Linked DNA regions of Homo sapiens: all the other regions are linked to region 3. The links are chromatin contacts, found by Hi-C or POLR2A ChIA-PET in ENCODE. All regions are on one chromosome and are shown on one strand. The core of a region is the stretch at or near the end of the contact, and the rest is flanking DNA. Distances in the headings are between cores, read along the strand shown. Region 1 holds the start of SLC2A11 (solute carrier family 2 member 11). Region 2 overlaps KIAA1671. Region 3 holds the start of ADORA2A (adenosine A2a receptor). Region 4 holds the start of MIF (macrophage migration inhibitory factor). Region 5 holds the start of DERL3 (derlin 3).

The links. Hi-C counts contacts between places; a loop is a spot of excess contacts on that map. ChIA-PET counts read pairs that join two places held with the same protein, here RNA polymerase II (POLR2A). Pooled maps may share reads with other maps.
Region 1: a pooled map shows a loop between it and region 3 (4-fold over the local background). The contact joins the promoter of SLC2A11 here to the promoter of ADORA2A in region 3. A Hi-C loop is called at or near these places in 3 of 37 single-sample maps with no recorded cell type and 1 of 50 pooled maps. POLR2A ChIA-PET finds 5 or more read pairs at or near these places in 3 of 52 experiments (GM12878, activated B cell and activated CD4-positive, alpha-beta T cell).
Region 2: a loop to region 3 is called in a map of CD4-positive, alpha-beta T cell, with 6 times the contacts of the local background. The contact joins the enhancer-like site here to the promoter of ADORA2A in region 3. A Hi-C loop is called at or near these places in 2 of 168 maps with a recorded cell type or tissue (CD4-positive, alpha-beta T cell and CD8-positive, alpha-beta T cell) and 6 of 50 pooled maps. POLR2A ChIA-PET finds 5 or more read pairs at or near these places in 1 of 52 experiments (A673).
Region 4: a loop to region 3 is called in a map of naive thymus-derived CD4-positive, alpha-beta T cell, with 11 times the contacts of the local background. The contact joins the promoter of MIF here to the promoter of ADORA2A in region 3. A Hi-C loop is called at or near these places in 1 of 168 maps with a recorded cell type or tissue (naive thymus-derived CD4-positive, alpha-beta T cell), 3 of 37 single-sample maps with no recorded cell type and 9 of 50 pooled maps. POLR2A ChIA-PET finds 5 or more read pairs at or near these places in 4 of 52 experiments (CD4-positive, alpha-beta T cell, CD4-positive, alpha-beta memory T cell, K562 and 1 more).
Region 5: a loop to region 3 is called in a map of B cell, with 5 times the contacts of the local background. The contact joins the promoter of DERL3 here to the promoter of ADORA2A in region 3. A Hi-C loop is called at or near these places in 1 of 168 maps with a recorded cell type or tissue (B cell), 2 of 37 single-sample maps with no recorded cell type and 5 of 50 pooled maps.

What each region holds. Positions count from the first base shown.
Region 1 is chr22:23,855,960-23,859,678 of GRCh38, forward strand. SLC2A11 (solute carrier family 2 member 11) reads left to right here and starts at 1,916. Exons shown (of 12, transcript NM_001024939.4): 1 at 1,916-2,070. The coding sequence starts at 2,041.
Region 2 is chr22:25,060,193-25,063,776 of GRCh38, forward strand. The region is part of intron 6 of KIAA1671; the gene reads left to right. Among named protein-coding and RNA genes, the nearest start is that of KIAA1671-AS1, 51 kb to the right of the region's middle. RefSeq lists an enhancer at 1,057-1,971. Within about 2 kb of position 2,304, at least 7 of the 41 ENCODE cell types and tissues checked have a DNase peak (open chromatin) inside an H3K27ac peak, as active enhancers do; they include CD4-positive, alpha-beta T cell and CD8-positive, alpha-beta T cell, where a contact is called at or near this core.
Region 3 is chr22:24,426,088-24,429,750 of GRCh38, forward strand. ADORA2A (adenosine A2a receptor) reads left to right here and starts at 1,512. Exons shown (of 3, transcript NM_000675.6): 1 at 1,512-1,659. The region is part of intron 18 of SPECC1L-ADORA2A (SPECC1L-ADORA2A readthrough (NMD candidate)); the gene reads left to right. ADORA2A-AS1 (ADORA2A antisense RNA 1) reads right to left here. Exons shown (of 7, transcript NR_028484.3): 7 at 3,119-3,663. RefSeq lists a silencer at 1,593-1,702 and enhancers at 3,139-3,298, 3,373-3,663.
Region 4 is chr22:23,892,699-23,895,979 of GRCh38, forward strand. It overlaps MIF (macrophage migration inhibitory factor), which reads left to right and starts at 1,685. Exons shown (of 3, transcript NM_002415.2): 1 at 1,685-1,884; 2 at 2,074-2,246; 3 at 2,342-2,525. The coding sequence starts at 1,777. The coding sequence ends at 2,408. MIF-AS1 (MIF antisense RNA 1) reads right to left here. Exons shown (of 3, transcript NR_038911.1): 2 at 3,131-3,281; 3 at 1,012-2,834. RefSeq lists enhancers at 1,360-2,167, 2,168-2,975.
Region 5 is chr22:23,837,464-23,840,676 of GRCh38, forward strand. DERL3 (derlin 3) reads right to left here and starts at 1,543. Exons shown (of 7, transcript NM_001002862.3): 1 at 1,432-1,543; 2 at 1,248-1,313; 3 at 1,101-1,174; 4 at 889-982; 5 at 196-391. The coding sequence starts at 1,524. It overlaps SMARCB1 (SWI/SNF related BAF chromatin remodeling complex subunit B1), which reads left to right. Exons shown (of 9, transcript NM_003073.5): 9 at 1-546. RefSeq lists a silencer at 1,466-1,768.

The sequences.
Region 1 (3,719 bases), core at 666-3,165, 570 kb before region 3:
GATCCTGTTGATCTGTGACCTTATCCCCAACCCTGTGCTCTCTGAAACATGTGCTGTGTCCACTCAGGGTTAAATGGATTAAGGGCGGTGCAAGATGTGCTTTGTTAAACAGATGCTTGAAGGCAGCATGCTCGTTAAGAGTCATCACCACTCCCTAATCTTAAGTACCCAGGGACACAAACACTGCGGAAGGCCAAGGCCGCAGGGTCCTCTGCCTAGGAAAACCAGAGACCTTTGTTCACTTGTTTATCTGCTGACCTTCCCTCCACTATTGTCCTATGACCCTGCCAAATCCCCCTCTGCGAGAAACACCCAAGAATGATCAATAAAAAAAAAATAAATAAATTAAAAAAAAAAAAGAAAAAAATTAACCTATCAAAATAAAATATCAGCAGTTGAAACTAACAATGTATTAATAACAATAATATTATGACCAAGTTGCGTCTACCCCAAGAATTCAAGAATGGTTTACCATTAGAAAGTTTATTGATGTAACTGATCTCATTAACAGATTAAAGGAGAATACCCATATGATCATCTTAATAGATGCACGAAAAGCATGCAATAAAATACCTATTTATTATAACTGCTAATATTTTGTGTTTTTCCTTAAAAATGCAGTGTTTTTAGGAATTAAAGTTCAGAGCAGCAAAAGTCAAACAAAAACCAAGTCTGAGCAATAGAGCTACTACAGTGCCCATCACAGTGTCTGCTCAGGTGACTTCTTAAGGTCATGTCCAGCTCTATGTTTCTGTGACCACAAATAGCATCTTTGGCAAGTCTAGTTTCAGTTGGTCTTTGTCCAGCTCCTGGATTCCTCCATGCAGGGCCTGAGAAGCCCTGAGGGATAAAAGATTAATCCGGTTCAGTGGACTCTGTGGTTCCTCAACTCCAAGTGCCCCCAGCATAAGTCGGACCTGCCTCTCACGCAATGGATCCCCTGGCGGCAACCCGAGACCGGTTCTCCTACCCGCATTCCGCCAAGTCTCTCGCTCTGCCCAGGACGCACAGATGAGAGCGCTCCGAAGACTGGTGGGTCTATCTTTCGGTCTTTCCTAATTTTCCCGTCCTCTGGGGAAAGGTCGGGGATACCTGAACCAAAGTGTGTGTGTGTGGGGGGGGGGGGGTGTAGGTGGGGCGTGCATAGATGTGCACAACCAAGGGCTTGGCCCTCCGGAGAACGCCCAGGGGCAGTGGCCTCCGAGGTTCTGGCGGCCGGCAGTGGCGACCGGCGCAGGGAATCGCGCAGGGTTGCGGCTGAGGTCAGACCAGCGAGAGACAGAGACCCGCAGACATTTAGTCCAGAGACTGTAGCAAAGGAGGGGGACGAGGGGCCAGAGCCGGAATTTCGGGGGAGGACTTGGGAGCGCGGCGACCAGAGTCGCTTGCTGGCACTTGCGAGGGCGAATGCAGGGGCTTGGCCGAGATGACCTTGGACCAGAGCTCCCTTCCGGCCTGCAGAGATGAGCTTGGGGCTTAGCCGAGTAAGGAGTGAGCGGCTTTTCAGCCTCAGTGCTGCGGCAGAGGCGGATGGAGGATGAACTGGAGCCGTCCTTACGGCCTCGGACGCAGGTGAGCTCCCAGCGGCGGCGACAAACCCCGCGGCGGTGACCCCAAACCCCCCCCCCGCGGCGGCGACTCCCCCCCAACACGCTGGGGCGAACTCCCCAGCACCCCCAGCCCTTCTTAAAAACGCTGAGTCCGCGCATGCGCCTCAGGCGCCCTCCGCGACACTCTAGCGGCTCTGCGCTTCACTGCGCCTGAGCTTGAGTCTCAGGCCTTAGTCCCGGCCATCGTTTAGCGTTGCGCGAACCCTCAGCTGGTGCGGCCGCTCTCAATACCCACTGCGCTTGCGCTACAGCTTCGTCTCGACGGGTTTGCTCCTCTCAAACGCTCACTGCGCGTGCGCTAGCGCCTCTTTCACCACTGGGCGCTGCGCGCTGCCCTTCCCTCCGCGCACAGGCTGCCGGCTCACCGCTTGCTAATGGCAGCCGGGGTCTCCCTGGGACAGCAAGACCTCCGCTCAGGCCCCTCTTTCGAATGCTCCACGCCCTCCTGCGATCTAGAATGGTATGAATTCTCATACTTGCCCAGACCAGGCGTTTCAGATGAGGGATTGCGGACCTGAGTGAACTGCGCAGGTGCAGCCACCTGGGAGGCTTAACTAAGTCGTCAAATGTTCAAAAATATCGTGCTTGTATGTACAGTGGCGTTAGGTGCTAGGCTCAGATGTGCATAGGCAGGTGTTTACGCCCAGGGTCGGCCTGTGGGCCAGAGCAAGGTTGCTGGACCCTGGCATCCCAGCCCCCAGAGATGCTAAATCCTCTGCCGATCAGCCCTGACCTCAGAGGCAGTAAGCCCTCCGAGCGCTGCAATCCTGACTGCTCGCCCCCTCCCGAGACTGTTTCCCACCCCCGCCTCTTTCCTCCTCATGCTCCCTCAGCTCTGACCTGACGTCCTGCCTCACAGAGGGAAAGGGCGCAGCCAGAGGAGAGCGCCCGCACTGCACTGCCCACCGCTTCTAGGGGTTCCTTCCCAATCTGGACTGATTTCTTTAGGTATTTGCATGGCACATTCCCTCACCTCCTTTGTCTTGATTTGCACTTGTATTCCTTGACAGCCTTATTTAAAATAGCACCAACTAAGGTGGGAGGATCGCCCAGGAGTTCGAAGCTGCAGGGATCTAATAGGATCTCACCACTGCACTCCAGCGTGGGCGACGTAGCGAGACCTTGTCTCTAAAAAATAAAAATAAAATAAAATAAAATAAAATAGCACCACCTGGTCCAAACACTTCCTACGCCCCTTCACTGCTTTAAGTCTCTGTAGCACCAGCTGATGTACTATATATTTTGCTTGTTCATTTTGCGATTGCTTGTCTTTCTCTGCTGGAAGGAAAGCTCTGACAGCTCATGGATTTTGTCTGTTGTTCACTGCTGTATCCCAACACCTAGAACAGTAGGATTATTGACCATAATAGGGAGGCAATAAATCTTTGTTTGCTGAATTAATGGTCCCTATCGTAGCTAATGTCTGAATGCTTACCATGACCAGGCACGGTATAGGCAATCTCCATGCATGATCTCATTGAATTCAACGATTTCCTGTAGTCTTAGAGACCTGTCAATATCTCCTGCTACATGAGCTCAGCTGCCATCAAGCACTGTGTTCGCTGCTTCCTTCACATCTGCTGTCTTAAGGGAGCTCTCACTTCCATGCGGCCCCCGTGGAGCTGTAATTTGGCCTCAATGGGACCAGATGCCAGGTTTCTCACCTGGCTTCTTCCTAAGGCTTCCAGCCTTAGAGAAAGTTACTTAGGCCTTATTGGAACTATGGGCAGCCAGGGCCCCTGTCACCAACCTGTCTCCAGACCTATGGCAAGGCCTTCAGCAGGATTCTGCCCTCCAGAGCCACTTCCTCTGCTCCCCCAGCCTCCAGTGCAGTATCTCACTGAATGGTGAAAGCACAGCTGTCTCTTTCCCAGCTGTATCTTGCCCCCCAGCACACTTCCTGGCTGAGATAAACATTCAGCATTTTTTTTTTTTTGAGATGGAGTCTCACTCTGTTGCCCAGGCAGGAGGGCAGTGGCGCGATCTGGGCTTACTGCAACCTCCGCCTCCCTCCCGGATTCAAGCAATTCTGCCTCAGCCTTCTGAGTAGCTGGGATTACAGGTGCCCACCACCAAGCCCGGCTAATTTTTGTATTTTTAGTAGAGACA
Region 2 (3,584 bases), core at 1,054-3,553, 630 kb after region 3:
TTTATTTTGAGATGGACTCTTGCTCTGTTGCCAAGGCTAGAGTGCAGTGGCATGGTCTTGGCTCACCGCAACCTCTGCTGCCTGAGTTCAAGTGATTCTCCTGACTCAGCCTCCTGAGTAGCTGGGATTACAGGCGTGCACCATCACGCCTGGCTAATTTTTGTATTTTTAGTAGAGACAGGGTTTCGCCATGTTGGCCAGGCTGGTCTCAAACTCCTGACCTCATGTGATGGTCCACCTCGGCCTCCCAAAGTGCTGGGATTACAGGTGTGAGCCACCGCGCCTGGCCCAATCCTGATTTCAATGTGACATCTCACCATGTGCTCAGGCCACATTCTAGCTGCCTTCGGTTCACACTCTGGGTATCAGAGGTCTTGTTATTCACACTTGTTATCTCACTGGATCCTTGCCACAACTCTGGGAGACCCACGGGAAACTGAGGGTTGGCAAAACGAACTGACTTGGCCCAGGCTTCGACACTGGGCAGGTAGCACAGGTGGGGGCTCAATCCAGGGCCGCCAGTTTCTGTTTTACCTGCCTCATTCTCCTCCCAGGTGAAACAAGGCACTGGTTTTCTTGTGCATCATTCAGAAATGACCACAAGAGGGTAGGATGGAGACGGTCTATTTTCCACATTTCGTTAATTTGCTTTTAAGCCGTTTTACATTCGGGCCTCCATTCTAAACCTGAAACATCCAAATTTTCCATGACCACTTAGATTTTCATCTTTTCATGCAGCCCACTAATTTCGGTAGATGTGTCACTGTGCTCTGTCCCCATTGGGCCCCATGTCAGTTTCTATTTTGTGAACCTGACATCAGAGCTGCCCAGCTGAGCTTAGGATGTTCCTCTGCAGCCTTCACAGCCCTGGCTGCCCCATTTATTTTCATGGATGATATTTTCTCTTCCGGAGAAAGTATTTTTTGGGAAAAAAAAATTTTGTTTTTGTTTTATTTGTAAAAAAGAGCGTGGGGTATGGATAGCCGAGCCTATAGTGAGAAACTTATGGTTATAGAAACAGCATTTTTCTCTTAAGGAGATGTATTTCCAGAGATGCTGAATCTTCTACTTGAACTCGAGGTCTCTTGAGAATAGGGACATTTTGTCATATTTCAAGCCTGGGTTCTGTGCCACCTTCTCCAAGAAGCCCTCCTGGGTTGCACCCTATCCTGTGAACTCCTCCATTCCAGGCCCTCTAGCCTCTAGTGCTGTAATTTATTCCCAAGTGCTTCTCTTACAGACCGTGAGCCCCGCTGAGGGCAAGAATCCTGCCTCACTCATGTCCCTAATGCTTCACACTTTATCCTCAGGGCCTTCATTGATTGAGCAGTTGCAGTCAGCCTGCTGAGTGCTTTTCTCATATCATCTGACCTCTGCCTCACTGCCATCCTGTGAGGGAGGAAATTATCATGATTGTTGTTGTTATTCTCAGCCTCATTTTATGTCTGAAGAAACCGAGGCACAGAGAAGAGAAGCAGGTTGTCCTGGATGACAGTGTGAGGCAGGGCTGTAGTTGGGATTTGAACCCCAGGCCTACCTGAGTGCAGATCCCTGCTCCCAGCAGCTTCGCTCCCAGCTCCTGGTAGGGCTTAATCATGTTCACTGACTGAGTGGGGAGGGAGCGCTCCAGCCAGGTTGTAGGCGCTGCTGGCCCTGCGCATGCCCAGGCAAGACCTTCTAGCTTGCTTCTCCCTCTTTTCTCATCCCTTGGCACGGTTTGCTCCTTCTCCACTTCCTTCTTTTCCTCCTCCCTTTTCTCTTCCTCCCTCTTCTCTTCCTCCTGTTTTTTCTCCTCCTTTTCCTCTTCTTCCTCTTCCATTTTTATCTCTTCCTCCCTTTTCTCCTCCTTCTGCACTTTTTTTTTTCTTTTTAAAAATCAAGACAGGGTCTGGCCATGTTGCCAAGGCTGGTATTGAACTCCTGGGCTCAAGTGATCCTCCCACCTCAGCCTCGTGAAGTGCTGGGATTACAGGCCTGAGTCACTGCACTGGGCCCATCTCCTCTTCCTCCTCCTCTTCCCCCTCCTTTTCCTCTTCCACCTTTACCCCTTCCTCTCTTTTCTCCTCCTCCTCTTTTTTCTTCTTCCTCCTCCTCCTCCAATAGCTTATTGAAGTATAATTTACAGAGTATAAAATTCACTCGATTGAAGTGTACAGCAATTTTTAGTAAATGTACCAAGTTGCCCAGGGATCACTCTCTAGCCCAGAACATTGTCCTCACCCCAGAAGGAAGCACTGTACCTATTAGCAGGCACTCCCCCCAGCCCCCACCCCATCCAGCGGAAGCCCCTGGCAGCCACTCGTCTGCGGCCTGTCTCTGCAGTCTTGCCTTTTCTGCACATTTCCTGTCAGTGGGCTCATGCAGCATGGCTTTGTTGTGTCTGGCTCCTTTCACGCAGCACGGCATTTTTTTTACGCATCTGCGTTGGTTGTATCAGGACTTCAGGCTTTTCGACTGGGCTGCTGCTTCTTGCTGGGTCCTGTCTTCGCTGACCCCATCTACCCCATCTGCCCCTCCGCATGGTGGAGAGAACCGATTGGGGCCAGGAGGGCAGTTGTTGGGTCAGGCTGGGAACTGAGAGGATGGAAAATGTGTTTGCTGTTCCCCCCCTCCCAACCGGCACCCACCCCCGCCCCCCGCCACCCGCCACTCCCTAGTTGTGTGTTTTCAGTGATTTCAAATGTGCTGCAGCTGACAACACTCTTAAGGGCTCTGTGGGTTGGCTCTGCCCTGGGATTGGCTCAGAGATGCCTTTTTTTGGGGCAGATAACCCCCTTTTCTGATGGGCTGGCCCCAGTTTGGGCTCCCTCTTATTGCTCTGCTAGCCAAGGGGGCTGAAGTGGATATGCCATTGTTACCAGAGAAGAGGGTCTTGAAACGGACCCCAAGAGAGGGTTCTCGGATTTCGTACAGGAAGGAATTCAAAGCAAGTTCCGGAGTGCAGTAAGAAGGGATGGTTGATTGAAAGCTACCCTGTTACAGAGTAGAGCATCCTCAGAAAGTGAGAGGAGGACCCACCGCCCGGGTTTGTTTTTAAGTTTTTCTTATAGAGGAGTGTTGTCCATGTAAAAGCTAAGCTAAACTGTGTCTACTTGCAGGTGAGCGCACGGCATGACAAAATTGATTACTTTATTGATTTAAAGAAACGTGGCACGTATGTATACACCATGGAATACTACTCAGCCACAAAAAAGGAAGGGAATAATGTCTTCTGCAGCAACTTAGACGGAGCTGGAGACCATTATTCTGAGCGAAGTAACTCAGGAATGGAAAACCAAATATTATATGTTCTCACTTACAAGTGGGCGCTAAGCTATGAGCATGAAAAGGCATAAGAATGATATCATGGAATTTGGGGACTTGGGGGGAAGGTTGGGAGGTGGGTGAGGGTTGAAAGACTACATATTGGGTACAGTGCACACTGCTCGGGTGACGGGTGCACGAAAATCTCAGAAATCATCACTATAGAATTCACCCATGTAACCAAAAACGACCTGTACTTCCCAAAATTATTGAAATATAAAACAATCTTGAAAAGCAAAACAAAAACCATCCTTGACATTTTAGTGTGTGAGTATACCGAA
Region 3 (3,663 bases), core at 262-2,761:
GAGCATCACGTCCTGCAAAGTCCAGGTGAGGCCTGGGCAGTGCCTGCTGTGTGGGACCACAGCCCCTGGTGGCTCTCAGCTGTGTCCTGACACTCCAAAGAAGGTCTTAGTACCCTCTCACAGACCTAATACCCGAGCCACCTAACCCCAAATGAGCTAGAACTGCCTTCCCAACCGTGTTTGCGGGGTCTGTCTTGTCTATTGCAGCGCAAACAGAGCCCTGAGCACGCAGGAGAGCAGAGGAAGGACAGACAGAAGATGGATGGATGGATGAAGGCGGGAAGCACAGGCTGAGGGGATTTAGGGCATGTGTGGTGGGGGTGCTGTGGAGAGGAGACTGCACAGGCAGGAGCTGAGCTGGTGAATGGGAGGGTTCTAGCTCCCAGAAGGGTCTGGGCCATTGACAGGAGGGGCTTGGTCCTAGGAGGTGGGTGGTCCAGAGGTTGCAAGGAGCAGAGGAGCCCAGATGGGGAAGGGAATGGAGCTGGGGTGCAGAGAGGAGCCCCCACACAACTGCCCACATCCTGTGCAGAACCTGGGGCTCTGGGTGGTGGGAAGAGGCAGTTTCATGGCGGAGGAGGCCTGGGCCCCTGCAGCCTGGACTCCATGGATCTGGCCAGGGACTGGGGAGGATCAGGTGGAGAGAGGAGCAGCAGAGCAGCTGCCCCTCGTCCCAGCACAGGGGATGATGGGAGCCCAGGGAAGGCAGGACCCTGGCTTCGGGCATTTTCTCTGCTAGAATCTCTCGATACCTCTCTCCCTTCACCTTCTCCTCCAAGTCTCACCCAGATGATGTTTCTGTGAGTTGCCATGGGGATTCTCTCACCACCCCCCGCCAACACCCCGCAGGGGAAGCTTGTTCCAGGAGTCACTGGGCAGGGGCTGCTGCTGCTCTTCTGTGCCCACTCCTCGGATGTGCCGCTGCAGCCCTGGTCTCTGGCATCGGCCGTCACCTGGTGGAGAGGCTGCCGGAGCTGGCCAAGCAGAGGGAGGCCGATGGTGCCACTTGGTGTCTCCTCTGGCATCTGGGCAGGAGACTTCTCCCCAGAGGCCCCGGGCTGGTCTGCCCGTGTCACAGGAGGACTCGCCTCTGGTCCCTCAGTGGCCTCTGCAAACCCTGAGCCAGCCTGGGGGAGGCTGCTCAGTGGGGAAGAAGCAGTGGCCAGGCTCTGCTTGGTCACCCTGCCCTCCTGTCAGCCTCCGGGGCTGCCTCGTCGCACCTGCCCAGGGACCCAACAGCCGGTCCTCACCCCTCCCATCCTCATTGCAGCCACCCTGGGGCATTGTGAGGCCCTGCACCCAGCACTGCCCCTTCAAGCCTCCCACAGGGTCCCGCCCAGGACTCCTGGGCTCTGTGTCCGCGGGGCCATCTAGAAACACTCCCTTGTCCCCCCTTCAGCGGCATAGTACCTGTTGCCCGCCATCTGAGGGAGGTGCAGGTGCCAATCCTTCACGTGACGTGACGTGGCTCACCACAGCCTGTGTACATGTGAGCAGCCGCGTGCAGAGGGGAAGCTCTGCCTGGGCCTCAGGGACTGTGACATGGAGCAGGAGCCGCCCCCAGCCAAGCTGCTTTCAGCACAGCGTGGGCCCCCAGCACCTTGGTGCGGGGTGCGGCCCCTCGGAGGAGGGCTGTCAGGTGAAGCCTCGTGTGAGGGGGTGAGTGGCCCCCAGGCGGGGAGGAGGGGGTGCTGTGGCCTTCCTGGCCCCTAGCCTGGACACATGGGGGTGTGGGGAGCAGGAGCTGGGGCCCCCAGCACTGGCCCCGGGGCTGCGATGTGGGGGCTGCTCTGTGAGGCAGGCTCAGAGCCTTAGCCTCCAGCTGCAGGGAGCTGGGTCTTGGCCCCATCTTGCCCACATCCTGCCACCAGGAGCAGAGAGCTGCAGCTGCACCCGGGCTGTGGGGGAGGGATGCCAGGTGTATCTCTGGGTCCCGGGCCCAGCCTGCACCCAGCGCCTGAAGTAAGGGCCACCGGGCAGCCCCGGAGGTCAGGAGGGAAGTGGAGCCCGTGCTGGGTGGCTGCTTACCACTGGGCAGTGAGGAAGGCACCTGCGCTGATGAGTTTGGAAGGGGTATGGGGATCCTGGGGCCCTGGGTTCTGGGAGGTTCATGCCCAGGCCCCCCTGGGCCATCCCAAAAGCCAGTCATAGTGGGGCCCACAACCTGCCGTGCCCTGCCGAGCTCCCGCAAGCCACTTGTTGATGCTTCTCAGTCCACCCCATGCCTCTCAACCGTTTCCTCCTAGACTAGGTCTCTTCATGGCGTTTCTGGGAGAATTCCTCAGTACTAGCTTCAGATCCCCAGTCGTCTCTTCCACTGTACGTGTGCCTGAAGCTCACCACATCCCTTACTTCAGTCCTTCTATTTTTCAGTCCCTGGATTTTGTATTATTTCTTGTTCATATCCACCTGTCCTTGTTTCATTTCCGCCAGTCGGTTCAGAAGTTCTCATTCTTGTCTACGGATGCCATTCCTTTCTTTGCCTCTTTGGAGATTCTAAAGGTCTCTGAAATCATTATTAGATTACTGTATTACCTTCCTTCCTACTGGAATGAATTCACCTCCATGTTTTTTATTCTGTTGCTTACCTTTCTTAGCCTTCATATACCTCTTGCGCTTTGAAATTGATTTGCGACTCCTCTTAGCTGAGCCAATGTTGTGGAGACAGGGAGTGGCCTGCAGTGCCTGAAACTGCAGGGCAGCAGCCGCCTCCCAGGAATGTCCTGGGTCCTTTCCTCCTTTGAGGTCCCCTGCCATATGCTCAGATGGGGCCAGGCACAGCAACGGGGGCACACCTCCCTTTGGCCCAGCAGTTGGGGTGCTGCCAGGCCTGGTGGAGGTACTTGGTAAACATTTGTTATGGAAAAGCAGCAGGAGGGTTCTAAGGCTGGGATTCTGGAGCCCAGGAACAGGCCAGGCATGGCTGGAGCGGGTCCGAGTCCGTGCACTGTGTCCTGTATGTTGCTCTTAGCCGCACTCAGGAGCAGATGTGCAGGTCACTGCCTAGAAGCTGGTGGGCACCTCCGTGCAGCAGGCTCTGGGGGGTATAGCCACCATCTGGGCATGTGTACAGAGGGCCTTGCTAGTGCGACATATGAGGAACCAGAAGATGTGTGGGTTTTGATTAAATGGAGTTTTAATTAAAGTGGCCAGGTTGGGGGAGGTGAGGAGGAAGGCAGGAAGCAGCAGCAGTTTTGAGTCTGACCGCGTGGAATCCTATAAGGTGGTTCTTTCAAGAGGCATTATGCACATTCCGCAGCATGTGTCCCCTGTCTGTATGGGGCAGCATCTGCCCTCTGATCTGTCCCCAACAAGGGGTAATCACAGAGAAGTATTACATTATTAATATTTAATTTCCCCTCCTGGTTAGCAACAGATGACTCAAGGAGTAATTAGATGCACAGAGCCAACAGAGAGGGATAGGAAATTGCCAGATCCTGGCCCCGCCCCCTCCCCGGGGCCTCTGACCTTCCTGTCACTCTGGGAGGCTTCTGAGGGAGGGGAGCTGGAGGCCCAGGAGCCTTCCTGCTGCTGTGCTCTCTGTGCGCACGGCCGCAGCCCTACACCACCTTCCAGTGCTCTTGGTGAGGCTGAGAGAGGTCGCTTCGTGCCTTTGGGCCTCAGTTTCCTCATCTGTAAAATGGGCTTCCTGGGACCAGCAAG
Region 4 (3,281 bases), core at 435-2,934, 530 kb before region 3:
TGGCAATGCTCCTGCTCCGTCACTGGCCAGGTAAGGCAACCCTTTGTTATGGTAACAACCTGAGATTGGCAGGGGCTCACCTCCAGGGGCAGCTCATGTGCTTGCTGGCGAGGCTGCACCTTGTCATTCAGGTTCACAGGGCACAGGTCAACCAGGCCCTGGCTCTTCAGTCTTCTGCCTGGAGTGACTTATGTAATTCTGCTCAGCTTTCATAGGGCACAGGGAGTCGGGGCTAACTCTGCTGCCTGGGGCTGGAAACAGACTCCTCCCTTGAGGAGCAGCAGTCCACCATAGGGAAGTCACAGTGGTCCAGGCCAAAGGGGATGCAGGTAGTGTAGACTAGGCGGTAGTTCAGGGAATGGAGAGAAGTGGGAATAAAGGGATAGTGAAAGGAAGCATATTTTACTGGCAGGTGATGAGGTGTAGGAGGACAAGTCATACATTTGGACTTTACAGAGCAGTGGACACTCAGTCAGCTGCTGTCAGCGCCTGGGACTTAGGGGAGTGCCCCTGGCTGGAGACATGGTATGGAGTGCCATCAGTTAGGGAGCCCTGGGCACAGGTAAGAGAAGGTGTGACACCAGGAGGGAAAGAGTCTGGGGCCCAGCTGCAGGAACCAATACCCATAGGCTATTTGTATAAATGGGCCATGGGGCCTCCCAGCTGGAGGCTGGCTGGTGCCACGAGGGTCCCACAGGCATGGGTGTCCTTCCTATATCACATGGCCTTCACTGAGACTGGTATATGGATTGCACCTATCAGAGACCAAGGACAGGACCTCCCTGGAAATCTCTGAGGACCTGGCCTGTGATCCAGTTGCTGCCTTGTCCTCTTCCTGCTATGTCATGGCTTATCTTCTTTCACCCATTCATTCATTCATTCATTCAGCAGTATTAGTCAATGTCTCTTGTATGCCTGGCACCTGCTAGATGGTCCCCGAGTTTACCATTAGTGGAAAAGACATTTAAGAAATTCACCAAGGGCTCTATGAGAGGCCATACACGGTGGACCTGACTAGGGTGTGGCTTCCCTGAGGAGCTGAAGTTGCCCAGAGGCCCAGAGAAGGGGAGCTGAGCACGTTTGAACCACTGAACCTGCTCTGGACCTCGCCTCCTTCCCTTCGGTGCCTCCCAGCATCCTATCCTCTTTAAAGAGCAGGGGTTCAGGGAAGTTCCCTGGATGGTGATTCGCAGGGGCAGCTCCCCTCTCACCTGCCGCGATGACTACCCCGCCCCATCTCAAACACACAAGCTCACGCATGCGGGACTGGAGCCCTTGAGGACATGTGGCCCAAAGACAGGAGGTACAGGGGCTCAGTGCGTGCAGTGGAATGAACTGGGCTTCATCTCTGGAAGGGTAAGGGGCCATCTTCCGGGTTCACCGCCGCATCCCCACCCCCGGCACAGCGCCTCCTGGCGACTAACATCGGTGACTTAGTGAAAGGACTAAGAAAGACCCGAGGCGAGGCCGGAACAGGCCGATTTCTAGCCGCCAAGTGGAGAACAGGTTGGAGCGGTGCGCCGGGCTTAGCGGCGGTTGCTGGAGGAACGGGCGGAGTCGCCCAGGGTCCTGCCCTGCGGGGGTCGAGCCGAGGCAGGCGGTGACTTCCCCACTCGGGGCGGAGCCGCAGCCTCGCGGGGGCGGGGCCTGGCGCCGGCGGTGGCGTCACAAAAGGCGGGACCACAGTGGTGTCCGAGAAGTCAGGCACGTAGCTCAGCGGCGGCCGCGGCGCGTGCGTCTGTGCCTCTGCGCGGGTCTCCTGGTCCTTCTGCCATCATGCCGATGTTCATCGTAAACACCAACGTGCCCCGCGCCTCCGTGCCGGACGGGTTCCTCTCCGAGCTCACCCAGCAGCTGGCGCAGGCCACCGGCAAGCCCCCCCAGGTTTGCCGGGAGGGGACAGGAAGAGGGGGGTGCCCACCGGACGAGGGGTTCCGCGCTGGGAGCTGGGGAGGCGACTCCTGAACGGAGCTGGGGGGCGGGGCGGGGGGAGGACGGTGGCTCGGGCCCGAAGTGGACGTTCGGGGCCCGACGAGGTCGCTGGGGCGGGCTGACCGCGCCCTTTCCTCGCAGTACATCGCGGTGCACGTGGTCCCGGACCAGCTCATGGCCTTCGGCGGCTCCAGCGAGCCGTGCGCGCTCTGCAGCCTGCACAGCATCGGCAAGATCGGCGGCGCGCAGAACCGCTCCTACAGCAAGCTGCTGTGCGGCCTGCTGGCCGAGCGCCTGCGCATCAGCCCGGACAGGTACGCGGAGTCGCGGAGGGGCGGGGGAGGGGCGGCGGCGCGCGGCCAGGCCCGGGACTGAGCCACCCGCTGAGTCCGGCCTCCTCCCCCCGCAGGGTCTACATCAACTATTACGACATGAACGCGGCCAATGTGGGCTGGAACAACTCCACCTTCGCCTAAGAGCCGCAGGGACCCACGCTGTCTGCGCTGGCTCCACCCGGGAACCCGCCGCACGCTGTGTTCTAGGCCCGCCCACCCCAACCTTCTGGTGGGGAGAAATAAACGGTTTAGAGACTAGGAGTGCCTCGGGGTTCCTTGGCTTGCGGGAGGAATTGGTGCAGAGCCGGGATATTGGGGAGCGAGGTCGGGAACGGTGTTGGGGGCGGGGGTCAGGGCCGGGTTGCTCTCCTCCGAACCTGCTGTTCGGGAGCCCTTTTGTCCAGCCTGTCCCTCCTACGCTCCTAACAGAGGAGCCCCAGTGTCTTTCCATTCTATGGCGTACGAAGGGATGAGGAGAAGTTGGCACTCTGCCCTGGGCTGCAGACTCGGGATCTAAGGCGCTCTGCCCGCCGGAATCCGTTGTACCTAGGGCCACCACGTGGGGTGCTGGAGGTGAGCCGACCACGGAAGAGGGGGAGGAGGAGTTGGAGTTGGGAGGAGTCCGAGGTCTTCTAGGCCTAGACCTTTCTCTCAGCCCCACCTTCCCCAGCCTTCTTGTTGGGCAGAGGGTAGCCAGAGGACAGAAAGATCCCACCCAGAGCCACTCACTGCCATCCACTTTGTTAGGTGACTTCAGGAGAGTTTTCAGGCGGGTGGGTGGGGGAGGTGCAGAGTTCTTGGTCATACCGCCCCGTCCACCCCCGAACCCCACGCCTTGGGTTCTGCTCCCCTCAGACACCCACCAAGCCTCCGCCACAGCAGTTCCCTGAGGAAATTGGGCGTGGGGTTTCCATTGGGACCGTTCGTGTTCTGTGGTGCCACAGACATGTCTGTAAAACCTTCAGTTATGTTTGGGCGCAGTGGCACAAGCCTGTGATCCCGGCACTTTGGGAG
Region 5 (3,213 bases), core at 293-2,792, 590 kb before region 3:
TGACGATGCAAATTATGTGGGCCGGCTGGCTTGAGGGGCTGTAAGAGCACAGCAGCTGGGAGGGCAGGAAGATGGGGATGGAGCCAGGTGTGAGGAGAACTCCAGCAAGGATGGGAGAGGGGCCCCAGGGCATAAGCAGCGTGTCCTGAGGGGAGTGGCCAGCCTGGGGCGGACTAGATGTACCGGGAGGCTCACCCAGCAGGTCCACGAGGATGGAGTTGCCCAGCAGCAGCGAGAAGCCCATGAGCGCCCAAGGCAGGAACGGTGCCTGGAAAGTGAGCAGGCCGAAGAAGTTGACCCTCACCCGAGGGCTGCGGCGGCTCCACACGTACACCAGCATGGCCATGAGGGCCTGGCCCAGGAAGAACAGGCTGCCCAGGAGTCCCAGCAGCTGGGCCAGAGTCAAGGTGCTCCGGTGCAGGCCTCAGCCCAAGCCCAGGGCCCCTCTGACTTCCCAAGACCCTGGAATTCTTCCCCTCATCTCCCCTATGTGCTATTCCCTCATCAAGATGAGCCAGTCCAATAAAGGCGACACACTCCACGGGCTTCAGGTCCCACGAAATCTGCCCTGCACACCTACAGCCTCATCCCAGGGCCCAACCACTGCCTGTCCCTGCCCCAGTTTCTCCCGGCTACTCGCATTCAGGGCTCAGCTAGTGGCCCTGACAACCCACCTGGCTCTTTTGTGCATGGCTTTGTATTTTGCATACAGCACTGAAGATCTAGCCCTGACCCCTGCAGCTGAGCACAGAGTGGGCCCTCAACACATACTAAGCTGGAGACAGCGACTGTGTCCCTCTCTGGCATGGCTGTGTTGGCCCCAGGACCAACACAGGCTGGACGCCGAGGCGCCCTAGCCCGAGGTTCCAGAGCCTGCGGGAAGGATACGGTCATAAGGACGCCCCCGAAGAGAAACATGAAGACGAAGTCGGCCGTGCGGCCGCGGAAGGAGCCCTCTTCCAGCATGCGGCAGTAGCGGAACCTACGGCGTCGGTATAGGAAGTGCCACCAGGCGGGGCCTCAGTTTCCCCGTCCCGGCCTCTCTCCCAGCCCGGCCGGCCTGCCCTCCACCCAGCCCGTGTCCGCAGGGCGCAGGATACACGAAGAGCATGTTGAAGAAGAAGCTGAATCCCAGGGGCCCGAAGAAGAGGAAGTTGGTGACGAGCCTCCAGACCTACGGGGGACGGGCGGTCAGGTGCGGGGTGGGTGGGTCGGGCCCACAGGTGCGCGGCGCGGGGCGGCCTCACCTGGAACTTCCGGAACACAAGGTGCGGGTTGAAGTAGAGTTGAAAGGGGCTGAGGAGCTCCAGCTGCTGTGGAACCAGGGGCCAGTCAAGAGCTGCCCGGGAGCCACGCCGTAACCATGGCGACCCTCACCCCTCCCGCCAGAGGCTGTAACCAAGGCGACGTCCGGTCCGCCCGGCCGCTTACCACCGCGGCGGTGGTGAGGACACAGGCTGCGGTGTAAGCCCGCGTCACCGCCGGCACCTGCAGGAACTCGGCCGCTAGTCCCTGCCACGCCATTGAACCTTCTCAAGCACGCGTGGCCCAGCCAGCAACGCGCTCTTTAACCCGCCTCCCAGCCCCGCCTTCGGCCAATCCGCATCCGAGGCGCTGCGCGCCCCAGGCTGAAAAGAGAGCCCCTGAGCCCGACAGCCAATGGAAGGAAGAAGAGGGAAATTAGGGGCGGAAAGGGAGAGTGGGCGGGTAGAGGCTGGTGGCCAATGGGCAGGCGCCAAGGTTGAGCACGTGGCGGTTGTTGTGGCTGCGGTGGTGGCGCGGGAGAACGTGTGGCCAATGAGGAACTGGTCATTTCGCGGCTTTCTAGGAGAGGACCAGTAGCGTGGACCCACGACACCACGGGGGCGGGGCTAAGATCGTATGGGTTACAGGAGCGAAGACCCGAGCAGGCGAGGCAAAACTGGAAAGGGCGGGGCGCGTGGGCGGGGCGCGGAGTGTGGCGGCTCAGACCGTGCTGGCTCACTAACTGACGACCTAGCCACAACGTTGTCCTCGCTGCCAGCCCAAGACAGGCCCACCTAACCCACAGCAGGGAGGCATTCGGGAATGTGTCCAAACCTCCCCAAACGTCCAGGGCCCCACTCAAATGTGCCGGCCGCTGTCGGGGTTCTTCCCCGGGGGCCCAAGGAAGGAGAGGCAGGACTGCGGGATTGAGTCCAGGTGGGGCGCGAGGGTTGAGAGGCGCACCAGAGCAAGTGGACAGGCAGGAGAGGTCCTCAATATTTTGGTGGAAAATAGAAACCAACCTACCCACCTTCCTTCCCTCCTTCCCTCCCTCCCTCCCTCCCTTCCTTCCTTCCACCGTTTATTAAACAACTGTTTGCCTGACACTGTTCTAGATGTTGGGGATGTAGCATGCAATAAAAGACACTGTCTCTTAGAGTCCAGCCAGGAGGCAGTCAATACAATAAGCTAGTGCTGACACTTGATGAGAATATTGCCAAGTGAGGGGTGGGGCCACGTGGGCGTCCGCAGTGCCAGGTGGGGTGACCTGGGATACCTCTAAAGTTTGTCACTTTGCAAGCATCCCTGTGTCCATCAGGATGGTAACTGTGAAAAGCAAAACAATAAAACAAAATAAGTGTTGGCGAGGATATGGGGAAATTGGAACCCTTGGGCACCGTTGGTGGGAATATAAAATGGTGCATCCGCTGTGAAAAACAATATGATCATGACTCAAAAAATTAAAAATAGAATTACCGTATGATCCAGCAATGCTGCTTGTGGGTACACATTCAAAAGAATCAAAAGCAGGGACTTGAACAGATGTTCATACACCCATGTTCATGGCCCCATTATTCACAATGGTTCACATCAGTTCACCCACCGATGAGACAGACGAAATGTGCTGTCTACATGCAATGCAATACCATTCAACCTTAAAGGAATGAAATTCGGATACATGATGCAGCATGGATGACCCTTGAAGACATTACACCCAGTAACATAAACCAGTCACAAGGCTGGGCGCAGTGGCTCACACCTGTAATCCCAGCACTTTGGGAGGCCGAGGCGGGTGGATCACCTGAGGTCAGGAGTTCGAGACCAGCCTGGCCAACATGGTGAAACCTCGTCTCTACTAAAAATACAAAAATTAGCTGGGCGTGGTGGCGGGCACCTGTAATCCTGGCTATTCGGGAGGCTGAGGCAGGAGAATTGCTTGAATCCGGGAGATGGAGGTTGTGGTGAGCC